2 separate regions of the Homo sapiens genome follow, and region 1 is linked to region 2. Evidence: chromatin loops called from intact Hi-C (ENCODE). Cell type or tissue: PC-3. All regions are shown on one strand. Each heading gives the region's core, and the rest is flanking DNA. Links, peaks and the distances in the headings are about the cores only.

Region 1 (15,457 bases), core at 4,547-12,546, 57 kb before region 2:
AAAAAAAAGAAAAAGGCTTGACGTTGCAGGTTGACCGTTGTGTCAGTCAGGATGGTCCAGATTGTGCTGCATAACAAACAGCCCCCACATCTCACTGACTTAAGACATTTCATTTCCTCCTCACACTATGTCCGTCACAGGTCTGTGTGGCCACATGGTGCAGGAGTAGGAGTCAGCCAGTCTTCAGGCTGCCCAGATAGTCACCATCTCGAATGTCAAGGGGTCTGGACCAGAGGGAGAGAGAACTCTTGATTTTCCTAAATTCACAAGTTAGTGATTTGATCCCCAAATGACACCAGTGATATCCACTTATGACTCATCAGCCAGCGCCAATTTCATGAGAATGGGGTCTGGAAAGCATAACCTAGCAAGCAGTATGGCACTAACAAATGTCATTGCTCCATGAATTAAAGTTCTTTGGTTGCAAGCAACCGAAATTAGCTCTTCTTGATGTAAACATTAAAGGAGGGGAGAGTTCAGAGGAACACAAGCTAACACCTGTGCCTCAGGGAGGACAAGAATCCAGGCGGCTCCCAGGGTCCCTGCAGGAGGAACAAATGGACAGCTCAGGACAAGTACCACCAGGAGAAACAGCTCCACAGCCTTCATCCTTGAGTAACTCTTCCCATGGAGAGAAAGCATAGTCAGCTCAGCTCAGATCACACACCAGCTCGGCGGCCAGGGAAGGCATGACACCTTGATGAACCCACCGATGGCAGCACTAAAGGAAATGCACGAAAATGGGAGTGTAGTGCTGAGATGCAAAAACAACGAATGTGCACCTGGTGGCCTGAATGTCCTCATCCATCACATCCGTGTGGTCTGTGATCTTCATCAGGGCCTCCTTCGTTTATCAGTGGGTTTGATCAGCAAGCATTTAGTGTGTGCCTCCAAAGCCACACTCACCCACAGCCACTCCGTGGACCCGCAGATCTTCCCACACATCACATGTCTTTCAGGGAGCAGCTGTGCCCACCTTCATGATGCTGGGTGTTACTGTCGAGCACAGATGCCCCACGTAAGATGCCACCTTTCTTACCTGTGTCCCCAGAAGCCACATGCTTGCATGTGGAGGAGGCTGTTCTGGGAGGAATCCTGTCCCCATGCTTGAGCGAGAGGGTCCTCAGGTCAGAAGCTATTCAGCCAGGGCTGCCCACGACTGACCCCCAGACACAGAGGACCTGCCAGTGGGTGACTGAGGGCCCCACAGGATCGCCTGGGCCAGGGGTTCCCAAACGGTCGTCCTTGGACTAGGTCAAGATTTCATGGAGGAAATGAGCACAATAAGTACAGTAGAGGTGAATGTTTCCATAAACCCAAATTATTAAATTTAAAGGACTGTCTTCATTCTGAAGGTTTCCTTTTTGATACTAAAATGTTCTATTGTTTATAAAGCAATTAAGCTAGCTGGGCATGGTGCCTCATGGCTGTAATCCCAGGACTTTGGGAGGCTGAGGCAGGTGGATCACCTGAGGTCAGAAGTTCAAGACTACCCTGGCCAACATGGTGAAACCCTGCCTCTACTAAAAATACAATAATTAGCTGGGCGTGGTGGCAGGCACCTGTAATCCCAGCTACTCAGGAGGCTGAGGCATGAGAATTGCTTGAACCTGGGAGGCAGAGGTTGCAGTGACCCGAGATCCTGCCATTGCACTCCAGCGTGGGTGACAAGAGTGAAACTCAGTCTCAAAAAAACAGACAAACAACAAATAAACAAACAACAACAAAAACAATTAAGAAAAAAAATAGATCTTTCTAATGTCCTCGGCAATAAAAGAGAGAGAAGAGGCCAGCTTGTTAGTCAGCAAATTCATTTGTTCATTTGTTTTGAATGTCCCAGTAGACGGTATCCAAGCCTGGGAATCACTAACAGAATCTAACTGCTTACTGATCCGACGAGGAAGTCAAAGCCTAGTAGGTGGAGATGCCCAGGCTCACATGCTCCCCACGGGCCTGGCTCTTCCACTCAGCGAGTGTGACGCCCTCTCCCAGTTCTCCTCCTGCCCGGGTCCTTGCCACCTCCTGTGGGTCCTTCTTTGACCTGAAACTCACAGGAGCAGCACTCCCAGCTGGCCGCTGAATGTTCCTGTCCCCAGACCGAAGAGAACAGACCACCTGCCGCCTCATCCGGTCATCTCAGCGCAGGGAGCCGCTCTGCACTGACCACGTGCCTCCTTCCAATCCAACATGGTTTTCAGTGGAAGGTTAAATTATAGGTGCTGCCTTCTTAATGTTATCAAAAGTAACTATAGTCATTTAAAAAGCCAAGAAGTCAAACTTCCACCAATTAGTTAGGTAATTTGTTTCTTTAAGAGCCCCCACCATGAATTACCCATTAAATAAATATCTGATGCATTTACTGTGTCCTGCACCATCAAGCTGAAAGGGCAAATGAATGATAATTACACATAAATATACTCCAGTTCCATAGTACTCATTCCCAGGGTCGGATATAATTTACAAACCCCAGTGAGATTAACTCAGTAACCCTAGGCTCTCACCCATTTTCATGACAGGAAAGCTGAAGAGAATCAACAAGAAATATTTAGGTAGAAAACATGCCTTTTGGACTACTAAGAATCCCCAGTATCTCATTTATTTATTTTGAATCATTAATGCATGCTTACCATGCACCAGGGTTTCAGTTCGCAGCCCAGGGTTTTGACTTCCGATTGCCATTTGTCCTGGGCTATTGGGTTTATAGAGGATGAGGTTGTTCAGGAAAATAACTTGGGAAATGCTTGGTTAGATGCCAACGGCCCTTCTGAACTTCTGTGACATGAGTGTTCACCAAGAGCCATTTTAGGATGTTGTATTAGGCCATTCTTGCGTTGCTATAAAACAACACCGGGGCCAGGCACGGTGGCTCACACCTGTAATCCCAGCACTTTGGGAGGCCGAGGCGGGTGGATCACAAGGTCAAGAGATCGAGACCATCCTGGCCAACATGGTGAAACTGCATCTCTACTAAAAATACAAATATTAGCTGGGCGTGGTGACATGCCTGTAGTCCCAGTTAATTGGGAGGCTGAGGCACGAGAATTGCTTGAACCCAGGGGGCGGAGGTTGCAGTGAGCAGAGATCACGCCACTGCACTCTAGCCTGACAACAGAGCGGGATTCCGGAAAAAAAAAAAAAAAAAAAAAAAAAAACCTGAGACTGAGTGATTTATAAGAAAAGAGGTTTAATTGGCTCACAGTTCTGCAGACTGTACGGGGGCTTCTGCTTCTAGAGCGGCCTCAAGGAGCTCTTATTCATGGCAGAGGGGAAGGGGGAGCAGGCATCTTACATGGCAAATGCAGGAGTGAGAAAGAAGGGGGGAGAGTGCTACACACTCTTAAACAGACAGATCTCACGAGAACTCACTATCGCAAGAACTGCACGGAGAAGGAAATCCACCCCCATGACCCTCACCCCACTAGGCCCACCTCCAACACTGGAGATTACAATTTGACATGACACTTGCGGAAGGAACACAGATTCAAACCACATCAGATGTGGAAAGTTGACAGCGTGTGCCTGTGGTCCCAGCCACTCAGGAGGTTGAGGCAGGAGGATTGCTTGAGCCCAGGAGGTCAAGGCTGTAGTGAGCCATGATCACACAGCTACACTCCAGCCTGGGCAACAAAAAACAAAACAAAACAAAACAAAACAAAACAAAGTGGAAGAAATTCAAGAATATTCCCAAGAACAAAGATCCTAGTAATTTTTTTAACCAAGCTGGAATGTTTCATGAAAATGAAAACCTTTATTCTGCCTAATATCCTATCTTATTAACTTGATAGAAAATGTTTCACTTTTTCAGAAGAAAAAGCCCTTTTCTAAATGAGTCAATGTTTGCATGTTTTCTAATTAATTTAAACCTCAGGGCCCTTCTCTTCTTAGAGGCTGCCTGGGACTTGGGATCCACCAGACGAGCATGGCCCTCATTGTTCCACTGCCTGCCCGTGGTGTGACTTTTTCGGCAAATCACCTCGTGTTTCCAGCCTGTGCTGTCTGATCTGTAGAATGGGGAGCATTGCAGCTGCCCCGCGGGGTTTGTTACGAGGAATGAAGATGGTGAGCTTGAAGCACACAAACCCTCAAGAAATGAGGCCTAAACCTTCCCAATGACACTCATCTCCAGGAGGAGCTCAGGGATTGGTCTCGATGTCCGTGAGTACCAGCCTGCCCGGGCATCGCAGCCGCCATCCACAAACACGAGCACAGCACAGACACACAGCAAATGTGCTTGTGAGTGATCCAAGCCCACACTGCCAATCTCCCACCACTGGATTAGGACATTTAAAGAATTGCTTCTCTTTGGAACTACAGTTTTCTCTTAGAACTCAAATGCAAAGAAAAGCCTCTCAGCATGGGGGTGGCACAGAAAATCTGCAACCCTGATTACTCTACGATGTACAGTTTTATTTCTACTGATGTTCACGTGAGCTTGGGAAACAAGATTTTAGCTTCAGTTCTCAAATAATTAGAAGATGTCAGCCAGGCATGGTGGCTCACGCCTGTAATCCCAACACTTTGGGAGCCCAAGGTGGGTGGATAGCCTGACGTCAGGAGTTTGAGACCAGCCTGGCCAACATGGTGAAACCCCATCTCTACTAAAAGTACAAAGATTAACTGGGTGTGGTGGTGCCTGCCTGTAATCCCAGCTACTCAGGAGGCTGAGGCAGGAGAATCACTTGAACCCCCACTAGGCAGAGGTTGTAGTGAGCTGAGATCGAGCCACCGCACTCCAGCCTGGGTGACAAGAGTGAGACTCCATCTCAAAAAAAAAAAAAAGGAAAAAAGAAGATGTCCTCTCTAGGTGGAAAGGGCAGTGAGCCTGCCTTCTTGCCTTTGTAGCATAGTGAAGAATGGGATGTTCAACTTGTCACTTAATCGCTTCAGGTTGCGGCTTTTAATCTATTAAATAGAGACATTCACAGAACAGTTGCAAAGGATTAATGAGATAATATTTGTAAAGCGATTGGAGATAACATGATGAAAAGCACATATAAATACAGAGTATTACTATTAAGTCTCTAAAGAATAATAAAATGCATAATGACACGTCTGTGGTAATCTATACTTAATTATGTAATTTTCTAATACCCAGAAGGTATGCACAAGCCTAGATGAGTAAATGGCATTGCATGGCATTCATTTCATGAGGTCACTGGCCATTAAAGTTTAATCATGTCCCATTAAAAAATAAAGACTTCTGTTTTCACTCTTTCCCAATACTTACTAATACGTGCGTGTGGTAAGGTATGAAGTCATATCGATTTTTTAAAGAGAGAGAGGTTTCATATCAGGCTTAGCCAACTCTCTCCACCCATTCCCCATAAGCACCTGCCAGGCCATCACAAATGCCAGAGGCGGGGTCCCCGTCTTCCCTGGCTGGTGCTCCGGCTGGGCAGTGAAGACCAGCCTATGTGAAGGATGGTGACGGACAGGCGCTGCACAATGCCCTGTCGGGCTGCAGAGCCCGTCTTTCAGAGCTGGGATCGGGAAGCAGCAGTAGCAGCCTCGTGAGGTCGGGGATTTGATTCCTGTCCTGTGCCCAGAGCCTCAACGCTGGTATGTAGGGAGCGCCCCACAGGCATTTTTGGACACACAGCTGAGTGACTGCATGAATGAGGCCCCGCTGAACCGAGGAACGCTCCCGGAGGAAAGGGCCCTGGGAGCCCCTGCAGGAGGGCTGAGCTGGCCAGGGAGGGCCCCCGTCACCAGGAGCAAGGCCCAGAGGGAGTCAGCGTGGTGCGGCCAGGGAAGAAAACCGGTTTGGCTGCTTCACACAGAGCCAGGGAGACGCTGGTGAATCACAGAGGGAGGCCCACCCAGCGGCCTTGCAAGCCTGGCTGTTCTTAGCTCCAACGCCTCTAAGAGTCCTTTTGCCCAAATTTCAGACCCAAGAAAGAACAAAACTGCATAGATCCGCCATCTCACCATATCTTCTCCTTCCACGGCTTCTGGCCACCGCAGTGCACACAGATACCAGGTGTCGGGCCTAGAAAACAACAAGTGCTTCCAAATGGAGCCCATGGGGCCTGCAGGACCCCCAATGGCAGCCGCAGCGACCACGGGCGGACCCACCGTGAGACAAACAGCCCCAGCCAGCAAAACAACCAGAGGAGGCCTCCCTGGGCACTGCAATGATCACAGGCTTTCTGGGTTTCTCAGGAGGACCACTGGGTGCAGCTGAGGGTACCCGACGTCCCGTAGCTAGCCAGTGAATTCAACAGGTGGTGAGCCCGACCGTCTGGAGTCAGACTCTGAGTCTGACCCTCACCCACCGGGGACCTGGGACAAATCATGAAATGGGTGAGGCCTCTAAAGCACCAGCTTCATCTACCCAATGGCCTCCTGCAATGCCCAGGCCATGCATATGGAAACTCAAAGCTGCCCCAGGTGGCACTGGCCACAAGGATTAAGGGGCGGTGGACAGAGCACACACAGGGCAGGCAGCATTTGGGTGCACAGCTTTGTACAAATCACTCAACTGCTCCAAGCCTCAGTTTTTCCACGCATGAGATGAGATTGTTGGATGAGTTTAGTGGCTCCCCAAGTCGCAGTCCGTGAACCAACTGCATCACAATTGCCCGGGACTCCCATTTCTAATGCTGATGGCCAGGCCCCACTTCAGACTGGCAGGGCCCAGAATCAGCAGCTGGAATGCTGTTCCCAGTTCCTGGTGATGGATGCACAGGCAGCTGGGTTTGGAAACCAACGGGCCATGTCCCTCCCTGCTCTGAGCCCAGGGTCTCATACACCATAGCAGGTGCAGCTGAGGTGTAGAGCTCAGTGAGGGGTGGCTACAGGCAGGTACCCACCAACCTAAAAGCTGCAGCTGGCTCAGTGGGTCCCCACCAACCTAAAAGCTGCCCCTTGCAGGGCTATCTGTTGGCTTCTTCCTTGACACAATGGGCTGTTGGTACCATCCATGCTGTTCATGCCACGCTGCACAAAGGGTCCCTCAGGGGCCGCAAGTCCAAGCTGCTCTGGGGCCACTACGGCCTCAGATCCCGGGAAGAAGCGTGGGGTCTGCCCCCACCCAGCATCAGCTCCTTCTGTGCACCACTATCCGCTTCGATTTGTGCTCTGGAAGGAAGTCCAGCAACTGGAGTTAGGCCTGGTCTTTTCTCGGAGAACAGATGCCCCTCCTCCCAGCCCCCTCAGCTTCCCCCTACCCCCGCCCCGCCAAAGCTCTACTCATCCTTCTTTCCAGACCTCGTTGTTGATGCCCTACTCTATGCAAGGCCCGGGCAGGCACGGGGGCAGACACCAAAGCTCCATGAAGCTAAGTGAGCTGCATCTCCACATATCCTGGTTTCTAAAACGCTGATGTGATTGAAGCAGGTAAATTTACACGCTTGGCTCTCCTAAAGAATGCAGTAGAGCTCCTGGAGCTTCCCAGGTGGAGGGGGCACCTGCTGATATGACCAGGGCATCTTTCGACCATGAGGGCATCCTACGTGGTATGACCTGGTGATGGGGGGCACCTGGTGATATGACCCAGGCATCTTTTGACCATGAAGGCATCCTATGTGAACAATGCCCCTGGGGAGGGTGGCTTCTCCACCTGCACTGGAGCAGGACCACACTGGGCCATCAGGGCACCGGGTCCCCCCCAGCAGCCCTAGCCCACACCGCGACTCCCCTGGCTGAACCCCGATGGCCACACGTCTCTGTGGCCCCTCAGTCCTGAACAAGCAAAGCATCCCTCAGCCCCGCCTGGGCATTTGTCTTCTCTCAGGCAGGTGGAGCGTGCCGCGGACAGCATAGTGCAGCCTTCACAAGATGAAGCACAATTTTGAAGAGAAAGGGAAACTAGGTCTGGACGACACCCTACCAGGAAATTTTTCTCTCAAGGGTCTCAGATCCTCAGACAAAAATAAGCAGCATGAGATCAAAGTTAGGGGAGTTCTTCCACCCCCACCTCAGGCCTGGATTCAGGATGTTTTGTTACATTCAGGTTCATTTTTATTGCAACGCATCCCTGGAAAGTCATCACCAAATAAAGAATGACACAGACCCCACACCCATGGATGGAGCAGGACGGCAGGGGGAGGCCTGAGCAACGCTTCTGGGACTGTCTCAGGTTCCAGGAATCCTTTTCCGGGGGGTTTTCACCAAAGCCCTGAGGCCCACCCCTGCTGCCGCCTCCTGGCTGGGAGCTGCTGCCCCCTCTAAGGTGATACCCCAGTCTGCAGGGGCGAGACCTGCTCTCCCAGCCTCTCCTGCCCCGAGCCTGCACCCAGGCCCTCAGGCTGCTATGTGGGGCTGGCCACTGGGGACACAGGCAGGACCCTGGGGGTGGGGAGGCCACGATCACAGCGGCCCTGTGGCGGTGGCTGCAGCCTCAGCAGCACAGCCCCACATCCATCGCTGCCCTCGCCAGGCCCTATGACCCCGTCCTTGCCAGGCCCTATGACCCTGATAACCCCATCCAGACTTGGCTCCTGCCCTCCACCCTGCTGCTCCCACATCCCACAGGGGCTTGGAGGGTCCCATGCTGGCCTCTGCAGGGCCCCCCACCCTAAACTCTTAGCCCTGAGTGACACTCCATCTCCCGCGGGACCCTGCCCAAGGCAGTCAGTGGTCACTGGCGCCTTTGACTCCCTCCCACAAAGTTTTCCTGGAACACGCCAAGCCGTGGTGACCTTTCTCCTCTAAAGCCTCGTGTGTTTATCTTGGAACTCAGAGCCACCGCGTGCTGCTGTCTGGTGCATGACTGTACACCCCGGGGCCCAGTGATCTCACCAGCTCCTCTGAGATCACGTTTGCATCCTCAATGCATAGTTCAGTATCCGGCGTGGCCAGTGCTACACACACACACACACACACACACACGCACACACACATGCACCAAAAAAAACACACAATGCACACACAAACACACACCACACACACAATGCATGCAGAAACACACACACTACACACAATGCACACTCAAACACACATGCACACATGCCACACACCATGCACACACAAACACACACACAAACACACTACAAACACATGCAAAATGCACACACAAACACACCACACACAGACACACACAAAATACACACACAGACACACACACAAAATGCACACACAAACACACAAAATGCACACACGCACAAAATGCACACACAAACACACCACACACATGCAAACCATACACACAAAATGCACACAAAAATGCACCACACATATATCCACACACCACTCACAAAAATGTACAAACACACCACACACATATACACACATGCACACAAAATACACACACACAAACACACCACCCAAAAACATACCACACGCATATATTCACACGCATCACACATACATATACACACACAAACCACACACATATACATACAACACAGGTGCACAAAATGCGCACACAACACACCACACACACATATACAAACACAGATATAAGCTCCACACACACAGTTACACACACACACAAACACACGTGCTGGTCATATTTATTTAGTTCCGGAGTGGTTCTAAAAGATGTCCACAAACAATTCTCCATTGAGGAGGGGAAGCTTAGACCCTCCCGTTGAGCGTAGGCATGACTTAATGACTCCCCCTCTAACCGACAGATGTGATGGAAGTCATCCTGGGCCACTTCCAAAACCAGGTCACAAAAGCACTGTAGCTTTCTCCTCACCCTCTCCAATCCCTCGCTCTGGGGAAGCCAGCTGCCTTATCAAGGGCACCAGGCAGCCTGTCGTGGGTGCCTGCAGGGAGGAGCTGAGGCTTCCCCCCAGTAGTCCTGAGAGTGAGACTCGGAAGTGGGCCTTCTGGCCTCGGTCAAGCCTTCGGGTGAGCATGGCCCTGGTCAGAGTTCTTGACTGCGGTCTCCTGAGACCCAGAACAAAACTACCAGCTAAGCTGTTTCCAAATTCCTGACTCAGAGAAATAGTGTGAGGTGTTAAACATTTGTTGTTTTAAGCTGCTGGGTTTTGAGTTAATCTGCTACACAGAAATTGATCACAATTACAGGCTCTGACACATCAAAGCTATACAGCAAATCCATATTTTCTCTGATAACTGGAAATAGAAAAAAAGAAATAACCTCTGGTTGCAAAATCAGTTGCCTCCTGGAGCACCTCTCCCCACTGGTGCCATTGTTGTGTATGAGGGATGCTTTTTAGAGCAAAAGTTGAGATCTGCCTGCCTACCTGCCACTACCCATGTGCTGGCAGGGGCCAGGAGAAAGTGATGTGGCCCAAATTAGGAAAACTGGGGATATGAACAGAGAGGAAGAGAAAAGGAGAAGAGGCTGTCTGCCTGGGGCCATGGAGAGTGGCCCCTCTGCACCTCCTGCTTCTACCTCTCTACTACACAGAGATCTGCCCTCGAATAAGTGAGGAATCTGTGTCTTCGCCAAAGGCTGCAGCCACAAGCACCTTCCACCAAGCCCTCACCAAACACACAGTCGAGATAAGTGTTCACGACGGATCACTGAAGGCTCGTCACTTGGTCACCTTCCAGATCAGGGCGAGCAAATGCTTTCTGTAAACAATCAGAGAATAAATACTTCCAGCTTTGCAGGCTATGTGGCCTGGGCCTCAAACTACTCAACACTTGGAGATATTGCAAAGCAATAGTGAGGTGGCAAGTGGTATCACTGGTAAAGACAGAAGCAAAGGCACAGAAGACCATGGAGACAGAAGTGTCTCCCCTGAGCTGAGCCTCAAAGGCTGCAAGGAACCAGGCAGATGGAGGGGATGGTGAGAGAGGGGAAAGGACACTAGGAAGGTGGAGGTGAGAGCAGTGGCATCAACAGAGGATGGCGTTGAGGGTCCCCCAGAGTGCTGAGGAGAGGGGCCCGTTGGAACCGGAGGTCCCACAGAGGAGCAGTGGACACCAGGGTTCTGGAGCTTGGAGGACATCGGCTACTGTGGGCCAGAGAGGGCAGGAGGAAGTGTGGAGTTAGCTCTTAAGAAAATGAGGGATCTACTGAAGGTTTAAATGGAGGGGCGCAATGTTCAAATCTGCATTGGATTGAGAAGAGATGAAAGGCACCTTGGCGGTCAGCAGAGAGTGGGATGAGCTATCAACAGAGGATACTGCTGAAGGCTTTCCATGAGCCCTAAGAAAATGGAGTAGGTGACCATGGGTCAGAACTTCCTGTGGAGCTCCCAGGCAAGCTTTGCAGATATTAATGTCCAGAAGGCCACCGATCTCTGCCAGAAATGCCACAGCCTTGCATTCAAGGTCCCCAACCTCCATCTTCCAGGTGAAGGTGGCATGCTTATAAGAAGACTGGTGATCTTGGCGTGCCATCCCACTTAATCTTCACAACCACTAGGCTAAGTGAGCATCACTATCCCCACCAGATCTGTAGGTAATGGTGGGAGGACATGGCCAGGATCACACACCTCCCATTGGACAGCGTCTTCTTTCCATCTTTCATTGGATGAACATTTGCTAAGCCTCTTAGGCCAGCCAGGCAGTGGGCTGGGCACCAGGCACTCCTCAATGAGCACAGTCCCTCCCCAAGGTCAGCCCCATTATTGTGGGAGAAATCAATTGAATAAATAAGCAGATGGTGGTGGCAGCCATGGAGGAAGAGCAGGGAGAGCAGACGGGATGGAGTGGCGGCTCTGAGAAAAGACTGCAGGTAAGTGAAGGAACAGCCACGTGAAGGTGTCTGGGGAAGAACATTCCAAGCAGATGAGCCAGCCAGCCAACCCTACCTACATGTTCAAGGGAGAGAAAGAACATCTGCATGGCTGGAGAAGGGTGGGACGGTGGGGAGAGGGTAGTGAAAAGTGGTGTCAGAGCAACAAGCCAATGGGACCCTGTATCAGTCAGCTCAGGCCACCATGACAAGCCCTGAGGATGGGAGGGACGGGCAGTGAGGCTTAAACAACAGAAGCTTATGTCTCCCAAATCTGGAAGCTGGACCTCTAAGACCGAGGTACCAGCAGGGCTCCCTTTTCCTGAGCCCTCTCTCCGAGGGTCTTCACATGGTCGTCCCTCTGTGTGTCTGTGTCCTCATCTCTTCTTCTTATGAGGATACCAGGCAGGTTGAATTAGAACCAAACCTACTGACTTCGGTATGACTTAATGACCTCGTTAAAGACGCCATCTCTAAATACAGTCACATTCTAAGGCACTGGGAGTGTAGGACTTCAACTTATGAATTTGGAAGAGACACAGTTCAGCCCATCATGGATTTATAAGCCATCACAAGCCTCTTACCAGAAATGAGGCACCCACAGATCACTTTCCCTCATCGAGTTTCAAATCATGCTCCTCGCACTTCCATAGAGGGAATGATGTCTGCTTGGCAGAGCCATTATCCCAGAAACCAGCTGCTACCAGGAACAGCCAAGAGCAGGACCAGGGGAGTGCTGGGAACACAAAACCCTTTACCAGGTAAGATGCCTCATGCGAACAATTTCAGTGGTTCGGTGCTGGAGGCTGGGACACGCAGAATCCTCTGCACCATGGGGCAGGTGCATCTCTTCTTCATTGCTGTTTCCTGGTGTGTGACACAGTCGGGGCTCCAACATCTGCTGCATAAATTGCACCTCTTACACACACACACACACACACACACACACACAGAGGAGCTTCGCCTTAGGAGCCAGAGGCAGACCCCTTCACAGACCTTCCTTTTGAACAATGAGATCTACAACATCAGTGAATATGCTAGTGATGCTCATTATAAAAGAGCAAGTGCTAGTCATCAGCAATTCATTAATAGCTGACCTGCAATGGGTGACAACTCGTTGGGGTCTTTCGTACTGTTTAGAAACTCCAGCCTGTTGAGGCAGAATGTAAGTTCAGAAGCCCCAGGGGCCCTGGCTGATGATGGCGGCCTCCTCACACTTCACTTTCACGAACAGAAAGTGACGCATGCTTCCTCCAGCATAACCTGCTCCAAGATCCCACTTGGTAAGATTCCAGAAGCAGATGTGGTTCCCCATTTAAACTACTAGTTATTAATATACACTATGAGGCACAACTGACCAAAATTTTGGATGAATCTCTGTTTGGGGAAACTAGATGTTTTGGTTACTTGGAAGAGCCAGCAAAAATAATCTACTTCAATTAGCACAGTGGGTTTACAGATTACAGTCAGCTGCATGTGGTCACAACAGACCGCTCAATACATTTGGGGCCAAACGCACCAGAAGCTCACTTCTTGTTCAAGCAGGAGTGCAAGGAGGGCAGTTCCTGCTGCAGGAGGTGGCGACTTTGGGACCTGGGTGAATCCCATCGTCTGCCCTATGTGGTGGACTCACTCGTGCTTCCAGTGCAAGAAAGGAGGAAGAGTGTGCAGAGGCCCAGTGCTTCTTAAGGACTTAGTCCCCAAAGCAAAACATGTTCACTCTGCCCATTTTCCATGATGCAGCCATGTCTAACCATAAAGGACCTGGGACGTGTGGCCCAGCAGTGTGCCGGGGAGAGGGGTCCATGTGTGAGTAACCAGCTCCATGTGGCCCAGCGGTGTGCCGGGGAGAGGGGTCAATCCGTGAGTGACCAGCTCCGTGTAATCCAGCAGTGTGCTGGGGAGAGGGGTCCATGTGTGAGTAACCAACTCCATGTGGCCCAGCAGTATGCCGGGGAGAGGGGTCAATCCATGAGTGACCAGCTCCGTATGACCCAGCAGTATGCCGGGGAGAGGGGGCAATCCGTGAGTGACCAGCTCCTTGTGACCCAGCAGTGTGCTGGGGAGAGGGGATCAGTGTGTAAGTGACCAGCTCACGCCCCTGCACGCGAAGCTCCCTTGGCAATGTGGTTTCTCTCTGGCCTCCACCTGAAGGGCCCAGAAGGGAAGCGGTCTGTTGAACGTGAGTCATTATTGTCAACGTTCCCCCAGCTCAGGACAGGAGGCAGATGCAAAGGTGGAGGGATCGAACCTGCCTCTGTGCTGGCTCTGGGGAAGCCCCTCTCACTCACGTCATTCTGGACTGGATGGGAATCCGCATGCCCATGGAGCCCCCGCTCCAGGCCCTGCCCATGCGTGACCAAGGCAGAAGCACCCCTCAAACCACGGCATCCCCATTGTGGACCAGCCCTGCCCTCACAGGCGCCTGCCCCAGTCAGACAGTGCGGACCCCACATGTGGGCTGCAGGGCGCCCTGCAAGTGTTGGGGCTCCCACCCTTTCAAGCATCACATGGGGAATCTACTCAGCTCTGGAAAACAAACTTCTGAAAGACTTTGGTGCCCTTTTTGTAAGACGTCCTTCTCTTGCAATTCACATGGAGCTAAGTCCCCCGCAAATATAAAAGCCCTGCTCAGGTGCCCCAGAGCCCTGTGAACATGGGCACCATGGAAATAGGCCACTTTCTCTACCCTCTCTCCCAGACTCCTTTGCCCTCTTCCAATCCCCTTTCAAAGACGACAGTTACATAAGTGGATTCCTTCTAGCAAATAACAGCTGGTGATGTGCTGGCAAGGAACGTCCAGAAATAAAATTTCAGCCGAAAAGAATGCTGAGAAGTTCCAGCTGATGAGCTGGGAAAGGAAATGTTTGGGGTAAGAGAGACTGCCGATGTCGCTGGCCCTGCTTCTTCTCCCCGCGAGGGCACCTCAGTGACTCTCCTCTGTCTCAGGCTGGGACCTGGCATCTCCTGCTCCTCCCCATCCCTCCCCATCAGATGCTAAGAGCTGGGGCTTGTTGAGCCCTGTCCCTGTGCCAGGCATAATGTTCAGTATTTTGTACTCATGAGCTCATTTAATTCCTCACAATGACCGTGTAAGCAAGGTGTGCCCATCTACAACTAAGAAGAGTGAAGCACAAATAAATTTAGGAGCCTACCCAAGGGGAACAGGAAGTGCCACCTCGGTGCTTGAACCCAGGTAACTTGGCTACAGGGCTCACAGCCAGTGAGCCCAATCCTGTACTGCTAGTCTGTGTCCTGTCAGTTCCCCAAATAGTAACTCACAGCTGAGCCTTCCTTTCTAGCCTCCCCTCTCCACTCATGGACTGTCATGAAGATCTCAAGACTGAGGGTTCTGTCTCCAGCCTCCATCCACTGTCATCCATAGACCATGTCCTTGAGAATTGTCCAGCCACTGGAAAGATTTGAATAAGCACTCATGTAATTATCAGCGCAGAATGTGGAAAGTCATAAAGAAAGCTGGTCCAAACCAAGCCCGATCCAAACCGAGCCCAGTCCACATGCTCATCATACACAGTAGTTATGCCATAAACAGAAAATCAGCAGCTGAACCTCAGTGCCTAGGAGAAATACAAGGCTAGGTTCCTACAGGCCTCTGGTCACATTCTCATCAGCAATCAGTACATGACCTTGTTTCATCTGTGTTTTTGTTTAGAGATGCCTTGTTTAATATATACTATTAATTATATTATATATACTATTGGTAACACTCATAGCCAGTAGCACCAGAACACAGCCTGCTTGAAGCTTCTCTGAGACACATATTTTCTCTTAAGGCGCATCATTGCCTTCCTGCATTGGGAACACAGCACATCAGCACTGAGCTTGTGGGCCACT
Region 2 (15,457 bases), core at 2,762-10,761:
CTTCTGCCACTCAAGGGAGAAGGGTCCCAGCATCAGAGTTGAATGGATTCCCTCTTCTTGTGCTCCACCAGTTTCTCGGTATCATCTTCCTACCTGGAACATGGCTTTTTTGTACTGTTTTGGGGCTTTTCCTAGACATTATTATTAGTCCTGCCTAGCTGGTATGCCCTCCCTCTTCCTTCTGGCTAAACAGAACTTGACTTGTTCAGGTGACAATATGCCAGCCTCAGGAGTCACAAATAGTCCAGTCAGTGGGTCTCAAATCTACCGATTAGCATCACCCAGGAAACTTTATATGACCACACATGCCCAAGTGCCACTCCATGCCAGCTGGACAAGATGTCCTGGAGTGGGGCCTCATCACCCATTTATTTTAAGTTGAAGCCAATCATAACCATTCTGCTTCATTTTGCCAGATACGCACCTTCTCATCCCATCTGGCAGCTGGAGGTGCACATAGGACCCTCCTGTGGCCAAACAGACCTAAGAAAAGGTCTGCCGGAAAGTTCTGGAAGTTTTTCCTTTGTGACAAGAGGAAAGACCTTCTCCACCCACCCTCATTGCTCCTTTCTTGCCTTTGAATGCAGTATGGGTACACTGTGCCTGAAAATATGAGAGCCACCTGCTCATCATGAGGTGACAAGCTGGAGAACAAAAGGTCCTCGTGCTGAGCATGGCCAAACAGTGCAGTGGAAATAGCCAGGTCCTTGATGATGTCTTTGAGCTTCTGAGCCAACTCAGAGATGACCCGTCTCTGGAGTTCTGTTAAGTGAATAATAAATGCGCTCATGGATTAAGCCACTCTCAGGCAGATGATGTGTTACTTGCAGCCAAAAGCTCCCCAATTGACAGACCTTACTATGTTAGAGAAGAAGCATTTCTTCTTCCACATGCCACTACTATCTCCCAGCTCCTTTTTCAATCTATGACATAATCCAGTTTTGTTTTATGGGGTCCTCTTAATGCCCACTGACTTCGTGTGCTAACTGGGCTCTGTTGCTCTCTGAGGCTACAGTATAACATCATTCTTGAAGGCATTTTCCCTGAACTCCCAGGGTAGTGCCTCTGTTTCTTGTTTGCCTTACCTTATCTTTATTGACTTTCTGAAATATATCCTCAGGTAGCATTTTCAGCAAAGGCCTATCAGAAACAAAATGCGTTCACCTTGCCCTTGTGCTGAATCATACTTGACCTTGATGCGGCTGCTTATGAAAACACTGGCTGAATTTCATCCCTTTGTGGATGGCCCAATTCCCCCTCCTTGCAAGGTCCTCTATGCTTTTCTTTATCTTTAGTTTTCTAAAATTTCATCAAGATATGCAGGTCTTTTTTCACTTATCATGCTGGTCACTCAGTGAGTTCCTGTTATTTTGAAAATTTGTGTCTCTGTTCAGGTCTTGAAAGTTTCATATATTACTTCTTTGATAATTTTCTTGTCCATTTTTTCTCTGTTCTTTCAAGAAATATTGCAGTCTGATATTTTTCTTTCCTGAATTGATCTTTTATGTTTTTTGTCATTTTTCTCATAGTTCCTATTTTACTCTGTGTTCTGGAAATTTCCTCAACTTACCTCCCAACTCCTCTTTGATTTGTTTTACAATCCTTTTGTTTTTATTTCTGAATATTCTTTCTCAGGGTTTCATAATATCTGTTCTTTCTTTCAAATGCAGTACGTGCTTGAAGAATACTTCAAAATATTTCATTTTGAAATTAATTTACAATCCCAGAATTGTTTCTTTTCTGTCTGGGGTAGTTATCCTTATTTATTCTGATCTTCCTCTTTTGTGCTGCTAGTAGGTCTTCTTTATGTATTGAAGATTCTATGATTCTATGTCATTAATACTTAAGACAGAGAATTAGGTGGACTTCTAGGAAGGCAAATGGGGGTTTTACCTGGACACAGACCTGTTTTCCTGCCATTTGTCTCCTGAATGGGCTGATTGGTTAACCAGGTACTTTGTGTGCAAGTGTGGCGCTTAACGACTGGCCCACAAGGAGCTCACCCCTGAAACCGGGGTCCCAAAAATGCCAGGCTGGGAAAGGCATCCTGAAATTCCACAGGAAGTCTGTCCATGTCTATGGTAAAAATCCTGTTCCTGCAAACCTGCCACCTGCATTTCACTTGGGGCTGGCAGTGGGCCGGGGATGGGAGGCAGACCCACAGGCCAGGGGAAGAGCCAGGAGCATCCCCAAGACAGACTGGCGACCCCTCCGTTTCCACTCGCTGCTCCCACAACACCTGTGGCCACACCTGCAGCTCAGATCTGCCCCACCTGGGAAGCAGCCACACCCAGTCTCCCGTTCCGTCCAAGGCTGTGCTTCCCCCACTCTGCCGCCTGGACCGGCTTCCATCCACGTCAGGTCCTGCAGAAATCTGTTGAACCATCTCGCCGCCTGCCACCCGCTGTGACCTGCGCTGTTATGGGTGTGTTTCTGCATTCCCCTTCGCTGGGCTCTCAGCAGGATCTGATGCTGCAGGGGACGAGCAAACGGGTTGGCAACTTCTAAACATCAACTTCTCTCATTAAAAGAATCACATTCAGCTTAATTACTACAATAAGTCACGCTGGGCAGCTCTGATTCCATGAGGCTGTGCTGGACAGCACCAGGCTGCTCGCCCTCCACCAGGTCTTCTGGGCCCTCTCTGCTCTTTTGCCTGAAGCAAGCCACACACGAAAACAAGAGGAAACTAACACCCAGGGGTTCCCCTCTCCCTAAAGAGGAGGGTAGCTGTGGATCAGTGCCCCTGCCTCCCTTCCTTCTGGAGGCAGTTCTGGGAATCATTCCTGGCTTCTCCAAGCAAAGCCCAGACTGCCTTCGGCAGGAGCCCTAGTGACCTCCCAGCTCTTCCTCCCAAGTCTCATGCTCCTCCGCCCTCGCTCCTGATTTCTGGGGTCACCTCCCTCATAAATATGTTCCCCAAACCCTCATTTTGGGCTCTGCTCTCAGTGGGGCTGGACCTAAGGCAGGCGTAGCATCCTCCCCAGGGGACATGAGAGTTTCTGTTTATTGAAACATGCTGACATTCTTAGAATGGTGATGGCTGGAGGCAGACCGCCCAGGGAGCTGGACAGATGAACAGGTCCAACCAGGGGCTGTCGGGATATTTGCTCACAGGGCCATGACAGATCCCAGAGGGAGAATAGGGAAGGGAACAATGATGAGGAGGGCTTCATGGGGAGGACTCTAAAGCAGAAGTCAGCCAAGGCCTGGGTGGCATCCAGCTCAGAACCCTTGCTAAGATCTAGCCACAGTCAGCGGCTTCCAAGCATCTGCAACAAGGTCCAAGGGAGCACCAGCTGCACCTCCTCTGGGCCATGGGCAACCAGGGAGCCATGCTACAGACAGGGCCACCCGAGGGAAGCTCCCGCCCACTCCAGCAGAAGGAGATCTGGCAAGGCCCGTTAGCTGGTTAGTCTGTCCAGGAGAAAGTACGGTGGAGCCAGTTTTTCTTTTGGAGAGAAGAAAGCCTAATGGTGCATCCTGAAACCTCGGGACATGTTCTCATGCTCTCACCCTCTGTGCAATAGTGTATTGAGCAGGAACCACTCAGGGTCGTGTAGCAGGGGCTGTGTATGGTCCTCAATATCGACCTCCCTTTCCTTTTAATAATAGGATTTCCCTCATGACCTCCAGTCTTAGCTGAGGACATGGCTGCCTAACCAGAGATTGCATTCCCAGCCTCCTGGATAGCTAGGTTTGGCCATGCAACTTTCACCAATGGGCTATGAGAGGAAGAAAAATGGCAACCTCTGTATCACTAACTTAATAGGCCATTGTTGGTTTTTGGGGTTTCTTCATGTGTCCCCTTCTTCCCTTGCCCCCTTTCCTATGGCCAGGAAATTGTTAGGAATAAGCGCGCTGGACCCGGGACAGAAGCCCCATTTGGGAGATCCTGGAGCCCTGCCTGTCTTGAAGGAGCAGAGCCTCTGTAGCATGATGTGGAAGAGAGATGACTCCTGTTTTTACTTAAGCAGCCACATGTGAAGGTTTCTGTGACAGCATCTTAGCCTTTATCCTAATAAAAAGCTAGCATAATGGGGGATCATTCAGGAAGGCCTTCCTGAAGAGCTGGTGCTGAAGCTGGAACTGAACAGAAGAGAAAGGAGAGAGAATGGCAGCACGGTGAGGGCAGGGCTGCACCCAGAGAATGATGCTTACCAAGGACAAGCTGTTGCCTCGGGGTCGGGAACGAAGAAGGAAGAAGACGCAGTGAAGGGATTTGGAGCTACACAACCAAGAGATCTTCCTTCCTTAGAGCGGACCCCACAGGAGACAGCTTTTGAAGAAAGCAGACACAACTCTAAATGTGTCAACTCGTAGGTTCATATTCTTGCCTGCTGGTGTGAAATGTGCCCTTCTGCCACACACACAAAAAACCACAGCCACAAGTGTGAGGGGGGCATGGGCCTGGACTAGAAGGTCCACACCGACTCTGCGAGGAGACAGAGTGGCCACTGTGCATGCAGCAGACCGGAGAAATGTCAGGGAATTCACAGCACAGAATTGCTCTTAGAAAGGAGCTGTACTTGCTTCCCCAAAAATCCTTGGTGAGTGCCTGGCGTCGAGGATGCAGTCAGGGCCGCACTGTGGAGACCACGATGGAAGGGGAGCACAGGTGAAGCTAATGAGCCCCAGAAGCCTCCTCCGCTGTGTCTTAATGAAGTCTGCAAGCTCCTGGGGTAACCTGTGTGTGTGGTTTTCCCAGGGGCCTGTGAACAGGGCTGGATTCTGTCTTAGGATGACAGTCAGCTCTGGACACCCAAGGGTGCAGAGTGCAGAGGAGGCCGCCACTGAGATGTGTGGGCGGAAGGTGCAGGTCAGGCCGGACGGGGCCACCAGCTGCCCTCACAGGGCAGTGCTGCCGGGAGTTTGTGCCGGGCAGGTCCCCTCCAAGCTGAAGGAGTCCAGGGACCATGGCAGTTCTGGATAAGGATAAAAAGGTAAGGATGGGCCAGGTGCGGTGGCTCACAGCTGTAATAGCAGCACTTTGGGAGTCCGAGGTGGGCAGATCATGAGGTCAAGAGATTGAGACCATCCTGGCCAACATGGTGAAACCCCAACTCTACTAAAAATACAAAAATTAGCCAGGCGTGGTGGCACGTGCCTGTAATCCCAGCTATTTGGGAGGCTGAGGCAGGAGAATCACTTGATCCTGGGAGGCGGAGGTTGCAGGGAGCCAAGATCATGCCACTGCACTCCAGCCTGGGTGACAGAGCGAGACTCTGTCAAAAAAAAAAAAAAAAAAAAGCCAAGGATGGACCTTGATCTATTTTGAGTTGTTTACTCTGAAAAGCTTTGGGAAATTGCATCCTCTCCTCACAAAGCCCCAGGGTACAAAATTCAAGGCAGTGATGAAGGTATTGGAAGGAGCAACAACCCCAGAAAAGGAAAGTGACTCTGAGCATGAGGGAGGCAGCACCCAGAAGGTGGGCCTGGCCCCCTTGCCTAGAGGCCGGCAAGCTCCCCGAGGGACAGGCCTCTGTGGGAGGAACAGGCAAGGGGCGGCGGGGAGGTCCAAGGTTCCAAGGGGGTTGGAGGACAATCTACCAGCAGCCCCCACACACCGGGAGCACCTCTTGTCTGCTGGGCAGCCCTGACCACGGGTGTTCCTGCCTGGTGTCATGCACATGTCGGAGTGACCCTGCAAGGTCCTTGCTGGGAATCCCATTTTACAGATGTGGAAATGGATGTATCTGAGCTGGAATTCAAGCAGGTTGGTCTGGAGCCATAGCTCATTTCCCTGTGGGTTTTCTTGTGTCATTCTGAGTGCAAGGACTCGTGCAGCGCCATCAGAGGAGACAAGGCCATAACATGAAGAGCCTCTGTTAGCTGAATTGGGAAAAACCATGTCCCCACGGCTTACCAGGACTGGCCTCCCAGGTGCAGCCACCAGAGGCGCCAGCGAGCTGCACCAGGCAGCTTGTTCAGAAAGGATCACCTGTGAGCGCTGAGGATGGCACCGTCCAGACAACAGATAAGGCAAAGCCCTCCAAAGTCAGGGTCAGCCCTGGGGAGCAGAGACAACAATCCCCGTCTGCCAGGAAGACGTGCAGGTCTCCGATGGCCTCTGGAAGGGCAGGCAGCACCCTTTGCATTTTATCATCATGCTAAACCTAAGAGTTATTTTCAAGTTGAAGTTTGCATTTAACTTTTTTTTAATTGCAAACAGAAGTTTATGGTCCAACAATATGTAACCCTGTAAATCATCATTAAAATGCCTCCTGTTGTGAAATAATGACAAGAATAATAATCGATGGGCATATATTAAGAGTGAGAGGTTTATGCAGGGCTGAGACAATAGCACAACAAAGCAAATGTTTGCATTCTTTAAGAATAGCATTCTCATTTATAAAGTATGAGTAATAAAATCAATACTGCTGAAATTGAGCCACAGCAGGGTGGAGCATGTTTTCTTAATCCTATGACAGGTGACTGGATAAGAATGTTCTATATTCTTTTCGCTAAGTAAAAATATGACCCAAAGCTTTCAACATTCTACATATGGACATGGTGAATTTTTTTTCCCAAAGAGATTCTAAATGAAGATGAGATATACAATTGCAAATATGTGAGAATAAGGCACCCTTATTAATTAGCCCCCTATCTTAACTATTCAACACTCAGTAAATATGTGCTGATATCTGCAAACTCCTGGGGTTAATTGATCATTGTCTTTGAGAACACCTGATCTTCAATGTGTAGACTGAGGTGGGTGATGATGCCCATCTTGGGTGGAGTAAGAAAGAGATGTGGGGAAGTGTCCCTTGCCTGGAATGGGAAGGACAGTGCCTCCAATAAAAAGAAAGATGACTGTGACGACGTCATCGCCGTGGTGACAGTGACAGAGAAGAATGGAGAGTGAATTCTGACACTGGGCAGCTCCGGGAATGTGTGTGGCTGACCCTTCTTCACTGCATGCCTGTGTCAGCAGTAGGGACCTGTGCGACAGAGCAGAGTGACATGCTTAACAACTCACTATTTATAGGGCATGCAGAGGGAGCCAGCCTGCAGGAGAAATGCACTTACAAAATTGGAACTATTACTCAGAATGTGAATTCCACTGTAATTCCTGTCAGCAGCCACGCGCGACTGTCATTACGACCTTGCAAAGCTGCCTGGCTCCTGTGCAATGCCACCATTTCGGTGTGCATCTCTACCTCACCCCTCCTGGACAGAGGACCCAGACTTCTGCAGTCTCCTGAGGACCAGAGCTCTGCCATGCCACCCTGGTGCTGGCCCTGGGGCCTTTCCTGTTCCCGTCCCTGCCCTGCCTCCCTCCCCATTTCGTGCCAGGGCATATCTGCTCAGTGGGCATGACCGTGATTTTCACTTATCTACAGAGACAAGCCTGGTAGTGATCTCCCTGAGAGCCCTTTTCATGACTGGACAGGGGCCAGCTCTTTGCTGCTTCTGCAGTGTTTGCAGAGCTGCACCAGGTGCCCTCGTCTCTGACATCGTCTCCTCACCCAGGACTGGAGGAGGCACCTCAAGAGGCACCCAGTGTACTGGAATTACCCCCAGGGAGGCACTCACAAGGGGCCAATCCCTCACTGCCCCCTCGCTGGGCACTGAGAAATACTCTCAATGATGAAACCGTGCCTTGGCAAGCCCGCAGCGGGCTGCCTGCCAAATGCTCTCCCAGCAGAAGGGGCCGTTTTGCAAGAAAGAGGAAAAATGATTGCAAATATGAGCAGACGTCAGCTTTCTCTTTGGAGGCTAAAGGTTGGTAGCAGGATGAGGTCATTCAGAATACACTCTCTCCTTCATCCCCATTCCTTTGGACCAAAGGAGACCTAACTCCTAGGTACAGCTGTGTTCAGATCTCCCATGCAGAAGTCACTGCCCAGGCCACTTGGGGTCTCAGATGACCAGGAGCTCAGCGCTGATGGTTTTAGACCTCACAGGCAGTAGGCTGCCTAAAAATAGAAGCCTTCAAAGCATCAGTGCTCCTGGAGCCAGACACTTTCCCAATACACAGAGAAGACACCTGAAAGCCTGATGACATTCTTCATCATGGGCTCGGCACTATTCATCCTACACTGCTTTGTTGTTGATACCCGGTTACCATTTGATGACCCAGGGACTGGTCCCTGTGATTCTGCCCCAGTTAACCCCCAAGGAAACGGAGGCAGGTACAGAAGAAGAGACCCACTCTTGGGATCAGCAACAAAGACATCATCCCTGGGGAGAGCCGAGGGTAGCCAAGTTTCAGGGAGATAGGGACAAGGAGAAGCAGACGATTCTGCTATTGGGCGCTTAGGAAGAGAAGCTGGGATACAGATGCAGATACAGTGAAAGATACAGATATAGAGATAGATGCAAATACAGATGCAGATACAGATACAGATAGATATAGATACAGAGATAGATGCAAATACAGATGATGCACATGCAGATACAGAGACCTGCAGATACAGAGATAGATGCAAATACAGATGTAGATGCAGATACAGATACAGATGCAGACATAGATACAGAGATAGATACAGATACAGATTCAGATGCAGATACAGAGATAGATACAGATACAGAAATAGATGCAAATACAGATGCAGATACAGATACAGATACAGATGCAAACATAGATACAGAGTTAGATACAGATACAGATTCAGATGCAGATACAGACATAGATGCAGATACAGAGATAGATACAGATACAGAGATAGATGCAAATACAGATGCAGGCACAGATACAGATGCAAACATAGATACAGAGATGGATACAGATGCAGATACAGATACAGAGATAGATGCAGATACAGAGATAGATACAGATACAGAGATAGATGCAAATACAGATGCAGGCACAGATACAGATGCAAACATAGATACAGAGATAGATGCAAATACAGATGCAGGCACAGATACAGATGCAAACATAGATACAGAGATAGATACAGATACAGATGCAGATACAGATACAGAGATAGATGCAAATACAGATGCAGATACAGAGACAGATACAGATGCAGACATAGATACAGATACAAAGATGGATACAGATATAGATGCAGATGCAGATACAGAGATAGATGCAAATACAGATGCAGATACAGATACAGATGCAGACAGAGATACAGAGATAGATACAGATACAGATGCAGATACAGATACAGAGATAGATACATATGCAGATGCAGATACAATTACAGAGACAGAGATATATATAGATGCAGATGCAGATACAGATAGATACAGTAGAGATGCAGCTACAGATCGATGCAGGTACAGTTACAGACATAGATACAGACACAGAGATTACAAATACAGATGAAGATACAGATGCAGAGATAGACCTCTTCAGAGAAGTATGGAAGGACTGTAGCTTTACAGTCACATGGACTGAGTTCACATCCCCACTCCTCCTCATCCTAGCTGTGTGGCTTTGGGTAAAGTTACTTAGTCTCTCTGAGCCTCATTTTCCTCAACTATGAAATAAAGATAACAATAACCCCTTCAGGGTTTCCTTAAGAATTGAATAATTATAGCAGCTATTGAAGACTTAAAATGTGAGGCTCTTAGCTAAGGGGTTTTCCTGGATTAATTCATTTAATCCTCACAAGAATCCTCTGTTACTGGTATGGGAAAAATTTGGGCAGCGTGGCTAAGTGATTGCCCCAAGGCAAAGTCCAGCACTGTCCACTAACTCACACAGTCACTCCACTGACCGGGAAAAAGGAATAAGACAATGACTCATGCTAAGTGCTTGGCTTGGTGGCTGGCTGGCAGTGATTCTCAACACATGGTAACTACTCATTATTACTAGTTCCATTGCCCCACGCTTATGCCCCTGCCACTCAAACACACACTCACATATGCACACACTCACACAGGCACACTCATATGCACACACACATTTGCACAAGTCAAACATGCACACTCACATATTCACATGCATACACACATGCACACAAATGCACACATGCTCACACATATATACACACACACTCACACACATGCACACACATTAACATGGACATGCACATTCATATACACATGCACACTTACACATTCACATTCACACATGCACACAAGCTCACACATGTACACACACATTCACACATGAACATATGCACACACAATCTCACACTAACACAGCTATACCACACGAATTCCCACACATATTAGCACACACATACATTTATACACTCACAGTCACATGCACATACACTCACACATATACATGCTTACATTCACATGTGCACACACTCATGGCATACGCCCACATATTTACACTCACACAGTGTACACTCAGATGCACAAGTACACACACATGCTCTTACATACTCAGACATACAATCATGTTCACACGTGCACGTTCACATGGTCACACTCATAACACTCACATGTGCATGCATTCATACACACGCATGCACTCACATGAACATATGCCCATACGCTCGTACATGCACACCCTCACATACACATGGTCAGATACATTCACATATACACTCATACATGCACATAACACATACTCGAACACATTCACACAAGTGTACACTCACACATCCATATGCAGACTCACACGCACACACACTCATACACACTGGCGATTACACAGTGTTTGTCGGGACATCTCACTCCCTTTCCTTCTCCCCTAGACTGCCCTCCATGTTCACTTCTCCCCTGACTTCCCGTGAACGAACGCCTGCAAAGGAAGGAGCATAGTCACTTTTTCCTTCATGTAGGCTGAAGCTCGTCATGATCATTCTGACCCCAATCCAGCTTTGGGCTCAAACCACAGTAACAGCAGCAGCAAAGGTCGAAGATGTACAGACAAGTGATAGAAAAATAAAGTTCTCATCTGTGACCTTCCTTGGGGCTTAGCGTGCACACAAACCACCTGGGGTGTTGTTTAACTGCAGATTCTGATGCAGGAGGTCTGGGTGAGACAAAGATTCCACATTTCCGAGAAGTTCCCAGTGATGCTGCTACTTCTCAGACCACACTTTGAGGAGCAGGTTATAGGATATTTCGGGGTTTGATCCAGATCCAAAGAGTGGAAATTTTTAGAGCACTTTGGGGTGTTGGAGCACTATGTACAGCTTTCAAGACTAAAGTGCTTTCAATGCTCAAATGATTACTTGCCAAAATCCTAAGCAACAACAATCACAAACATTATAGCAAGAAGGGACCTTGAAGGTCTTCAAATCTTTTACCCTCACTTAACAGATGGGGGGACTGAGGCCAAGAAAGGCTGCAGGACTTCCTCAAGGTCACACAGACACTCAGCAGCCAAGTCAGTCTCTAGTGCTTATTCCACTGTTGCCCACTGAGGCAGAAGCACCCTCACCCTGCTGTGGATTATCCAGGCATATGTACTGTGGCATTCCTGGGGATAAAGCCTTGTGAGCGATGGAAGTTCACACCGTTTCTTCTAGCCAATATCCCCTGTTCTTACTTTTCATCAAGATTACCCCCCCGTGTTGTGTGACTCTTGACCAGAAGATGACCCACCACTGAGCAATATGTGCACTCCTTTTATAAGTGGAACTTTCCAGACCAAACTAGAAAATGCTGCCAAGAATCAATAACATAAGGAGCCTCAGACATTTCTGTGCCTCCCAGTGTTTTGTACAGTATCTGGACCACGCATGTTGAACTCCTTGTCAAGATTGCAAGATAAGTAAGAAAGACCTCTAAGAGCTTTGGTCAGGTAGGGGCACAGCCAGAGGCATGTTTAGAGAGCCCTGCAACATACAGGAGGGACTTTGGCCCAGCAGGAAGGCAAGGGGCAGTTTGCAGAGGGAGCCAGGAGGTGGAGATGGCCTTGGAGGATGACCAGAAGCCCTCCAGACATAACAGCAGGAACACCAAGAACAAAGACCAGAAAGCATGATGTCACATGGTGAAGGCAGTCATGCAGCACCCTGCAGCTGGCTTAGAATGGGAAGGAACGACTGGCCAGGGAGACCATGGAAAGGTAGGCTTGGGCCAGCTTGCCAGAGATCTTGACGCCATACAAGACTCTAGGTTTGTTCTGTTGGGGGCTCCCACAATTCCCAGTTCTCCCAGGTTATTACTCAGCAAAGTCATGGACTTCTGTGAGAAGATCCAAGTCTAAAGCTAGCAAAAAGTGGCTATTCCTCCTTGGCAGTTTTTTAACTCCCTCTCCAAGAAAAGTAGATGATCTTTACCTTGGAACTGAATGCTCCTAGGAAATATGTTCCTTTTCCTTTTGTTTTCCCAATTCACTCTGTACTAGGGAAGCCCATAATTAGAAGCATGGCACAAGTCTTAGCCTAGGCATAAGCCATGCTGGATTTCAGTCCTGGCTGTGCTGAGCCATGCTAATGGGACAGGGACACAGCCAATGATGTAGCTGGCTACCTTCAGGTATCAGGTACCCTGAGTAGCTTTTATGAGTGCCCCTTACTCTAGTGATACACAAATGCCTCGCACAGATCATACAGAAAATCGAGTAAAAAAGTGTGAAAGGATGGTGAGGATTCAGCTTCAACTGGAAAAGGATACCCAAACTATGTTCTTCCCTAAGAAGATTCAATGGTGTCATTTATATGAGTAACATGGTTAATACATAAATTTAAATAAGCCCTATATTTGAATTTGCACAAAGTATAAATCTGGGGATGATTTTCTTTTTTCAGACTTATTGAGGTATAATTGACTAATAAAAATTGTATGTATTTAAGGCATATAACACAATGTTTGATATACATATACATTATAAAATGACACCACAATTAACATATCATCACTTCATATAGTTACTATTGTATGTGTGTGTGTGATAACACACATATATATGAAACCCACAGCTAATATCATACTCAACAGTGAAAAGTTGAAAGCTTTTTCTATAAAGGAACAAGATAAGGAGGCCTACACTTACCACTTCCATTTAACATAGCACTGGAAGTCCTCGCCAGAGCAATTAGGTAATAAAAAGAAATAATCTAAATCAGAAAGGAAGAAGTTAAATTGTCTCTGTTTGCAGATGACATAATCTCGTATAATGAAAACCCTAAAGACTCTGCCAAAAACAAAACCTGTTACAACTAGAAAACTAATTCAGTAAAGTTGCAGAATACAAAATTAGCAAACAAAAATTAGTAGGTTGGATGAAATCTTCTGAACATGTGTGTTAGGTCCATTTGGTCTATGATGTTGTTCAAATCGACTGTTTCCTGATTTATTTTCTGTCTGGATGATTTATCCATTGTTGAAAGTGTATTAAAGTCCCACTACTGTAATTATATTGCTATTTATTTCTCCTTCCAGTTCTGTTGACATTTACTTTATATATTTAGGTGCTCCAAAATTTGGTGCATAAATAGTTACTGTTGTTATAGCTTCTTGATGAAGTGACTTTTTTATCATTATATAATGACCTTCTTTGTCTCTCCCTTGGTTGCCATTTGCATGCGATTTTTTTTCACCCCTTTACTTCCAGCCAATGCATATTCTTAAAGCTAACATGAGTTTCTTGTAGGCAACATATAGTTAGATCTTATATTTTTATTTATTCAGCCACTGAATGTCTTTTGATGAGAAAATTTAATCCATTTACATTTAAAGTAATTATTAATAGGTAAGAACTCACTATTGCCACTTTGTTAATTGTTTTCTGACTGTTCGGTACTTCCTTTTTCCTTTGTTCTTCTCTTGCTTCTTCCTTTGTGACTTAATAAATTTTTGTAGTGGTTTGCTGTTACTTTTCTCTGTCTGTTGAGTATCTACTATAGGTTTTTGCTTTGTGTTTACTGTGAGTCTTACAGAAAACCTAATTGTGCAAATCTATATGGAACTGATAACAGCTTATCTTCAATCACATACAGAAACTACACTTTCACTTCCCTCCTTACCTTACATGTTTGTGAGTTCACAATTTACATAGTGCAAAATTTTTAGACAGTGTATCCATTAAGGAAATACTGTATAGTTATCTTTAATTTTATTAATTATTTAATTATTAATTATTTAATATTTAAGTAAGCTATAGTTAGCTTTAATATTTTTGCCTTTAACCTTTATATTAGAGTTAAAGGAGATTTACAGACCCATCATTACAGTATTAGAGTATTTGAATTTGACTATATATTGACCTTTACTGCTGAATTTTATATTTTCATATGGTTTATATTAGTAATTAGTATTTTTGTTTCCAATGAAGAACTCCCTTTAGTGTTTCTTGTAAGGTAGGTGCTATGGTTTGGTTTGTCTCACTCACCCACCCACAATTGTCATGTTGAAATTTGACTTCCAGTGTTGGAGGAGGGGCCTAATGGGAGGTGTTTGGATCATGGAGGTGGATTTCTTACAAATGGCTTGGTGTTGCCCTCATGGTAATGAATAAGGTCTTGCTTTATGCGTTCCCATGAAAACTGGTTGTTTAAGGAGAGTCTGGACCTCCCTCCCCTCTCTCTCACCATGTGGTTGCTGCACATGCCAGCTCCTCTTTGCTTTCCACCATGAGTGGAAGCAGCTTGAGGCCCTCACCAGAGCAGATGTTGGTGCCAAGCTTCTTATACAGCCGGCAGAACAGTGAGCCAGAGAAACCTGTTTTTTAAGGAAATGAATTATCCTGCATCAGTTGTTCCTTTATAGCAACACAAACAGACTAACACATGCCACTTTTCTATTGCGGCTTACAAAATTCTCTCTTTGTCTTTGACTTGATAAGTTGATTATAATGTGTCTTGGTGAAAATTTCTTTGGGTTTAACCTGCTTGGGGACTTTTAAGCTTCATGGGTCTAGATGTCCATATCTCTCCCAAGATTTGGGAAGTTTGCAGCAATTATTTTTTAAAATAAGCTTTCTGTTTCTTTCTCTCCGTCTTCTTTTTCTGAGAGTCCAATAATGCACATATTGGGTCCTTTAATGGTGTCCCATAAGTCCCATAGGCTTTCTTTATTCTTTCTTTTTTTTTTTTTTTTTTTGACAGAGTCTCGCTCTGTTGCCCAAACTAGAGCACAGTGGCACAATCGAGGCTCACTGCAACCTCCTCCTTCCTGGTTCAAGCAATTCTCCCACCTCAGCCTCCGGAGTAGCTGAGACTACAGGCATGCACCATCATACCCAGCTAATTTTTGTATTTTTTGGTAGAGATGGATTTTCACCATGTTAGCCAGGCTGATCTAGAGTATTCCCCCCACCTAAGCCTCCCAAAGTGCTGGGATTACAGGCGTGTGCCACTGTACCCGGCCAGCTTTCTTTACTCTTTTTTATTCATTTTCTCTTTCACCTCTAACTGGGCAATTTCCAAAGACACTTCTTCATGTTCACAGATTCTTTCTTCCACTCTGTTGGGAAGGTTGAAACTCCGCATCGCATTTTTCATTTTATTTATTATATTTTTCAGCCCCAGAAGTTGTTTGGTTCTTTTTTATGATTTTTATCTCTTTGTTGAATTTCTTGTTTTATTCATATGTTGTTTTCCTGATTTCATTGAGTTGTTTATCTATGTTCTCCTGTATCTTACTAAGTTTC

Evidence for each region. Hi-C counts contacts between places; a loop is a spot of excess contacts. Peaks named below come from ENCODE experiments on the same cell type or tissue, not always from the same donor. Only the 100,000 strongest peaks of a DNase experiment are listed, where the experiment ranks them.
Region 1: it touches region 2 in a loop (4-fold over the local background); 3 of 110 quality-filtered maps call a loop at or near these places.

What each region holds. Positions count from the first base shown.
Region 1 is chr7:155,912,454-155,927,910 of GRCh38, reverse strand. No RefSeq gene overlaps it. Among named protein-coding and RNA genes, the nearest start is that of SHH, 110 kb to the right of the region's middle. In PC-3, for the core only: no CTCF peak of the experiment used is centred there; DNase peaks (open chromatin) are centred at 5,770, 8,030, 8,690 and 10,460; H3K4me3 peaks cover 660 bases; H3K27ac peaks cover 1,781 bases.
Region 2 is chr7:155,853,178-155,868,634 of GRCh38, reverse strand. No RefSeq gene overlaps it. Among named protein-coding and RNA genes, the nearest start is that of SHH, 48 kb to the right of the region's middle. In PC-3, for the core only: a CTCF peak has its summit at 5,867; DNase peaks (open chromatin) are centred at 6,374, 7,634 and 9,684; H3K4me3 peaks cover 1,151 bases; H3K27ac peaks cover 1,655 bases.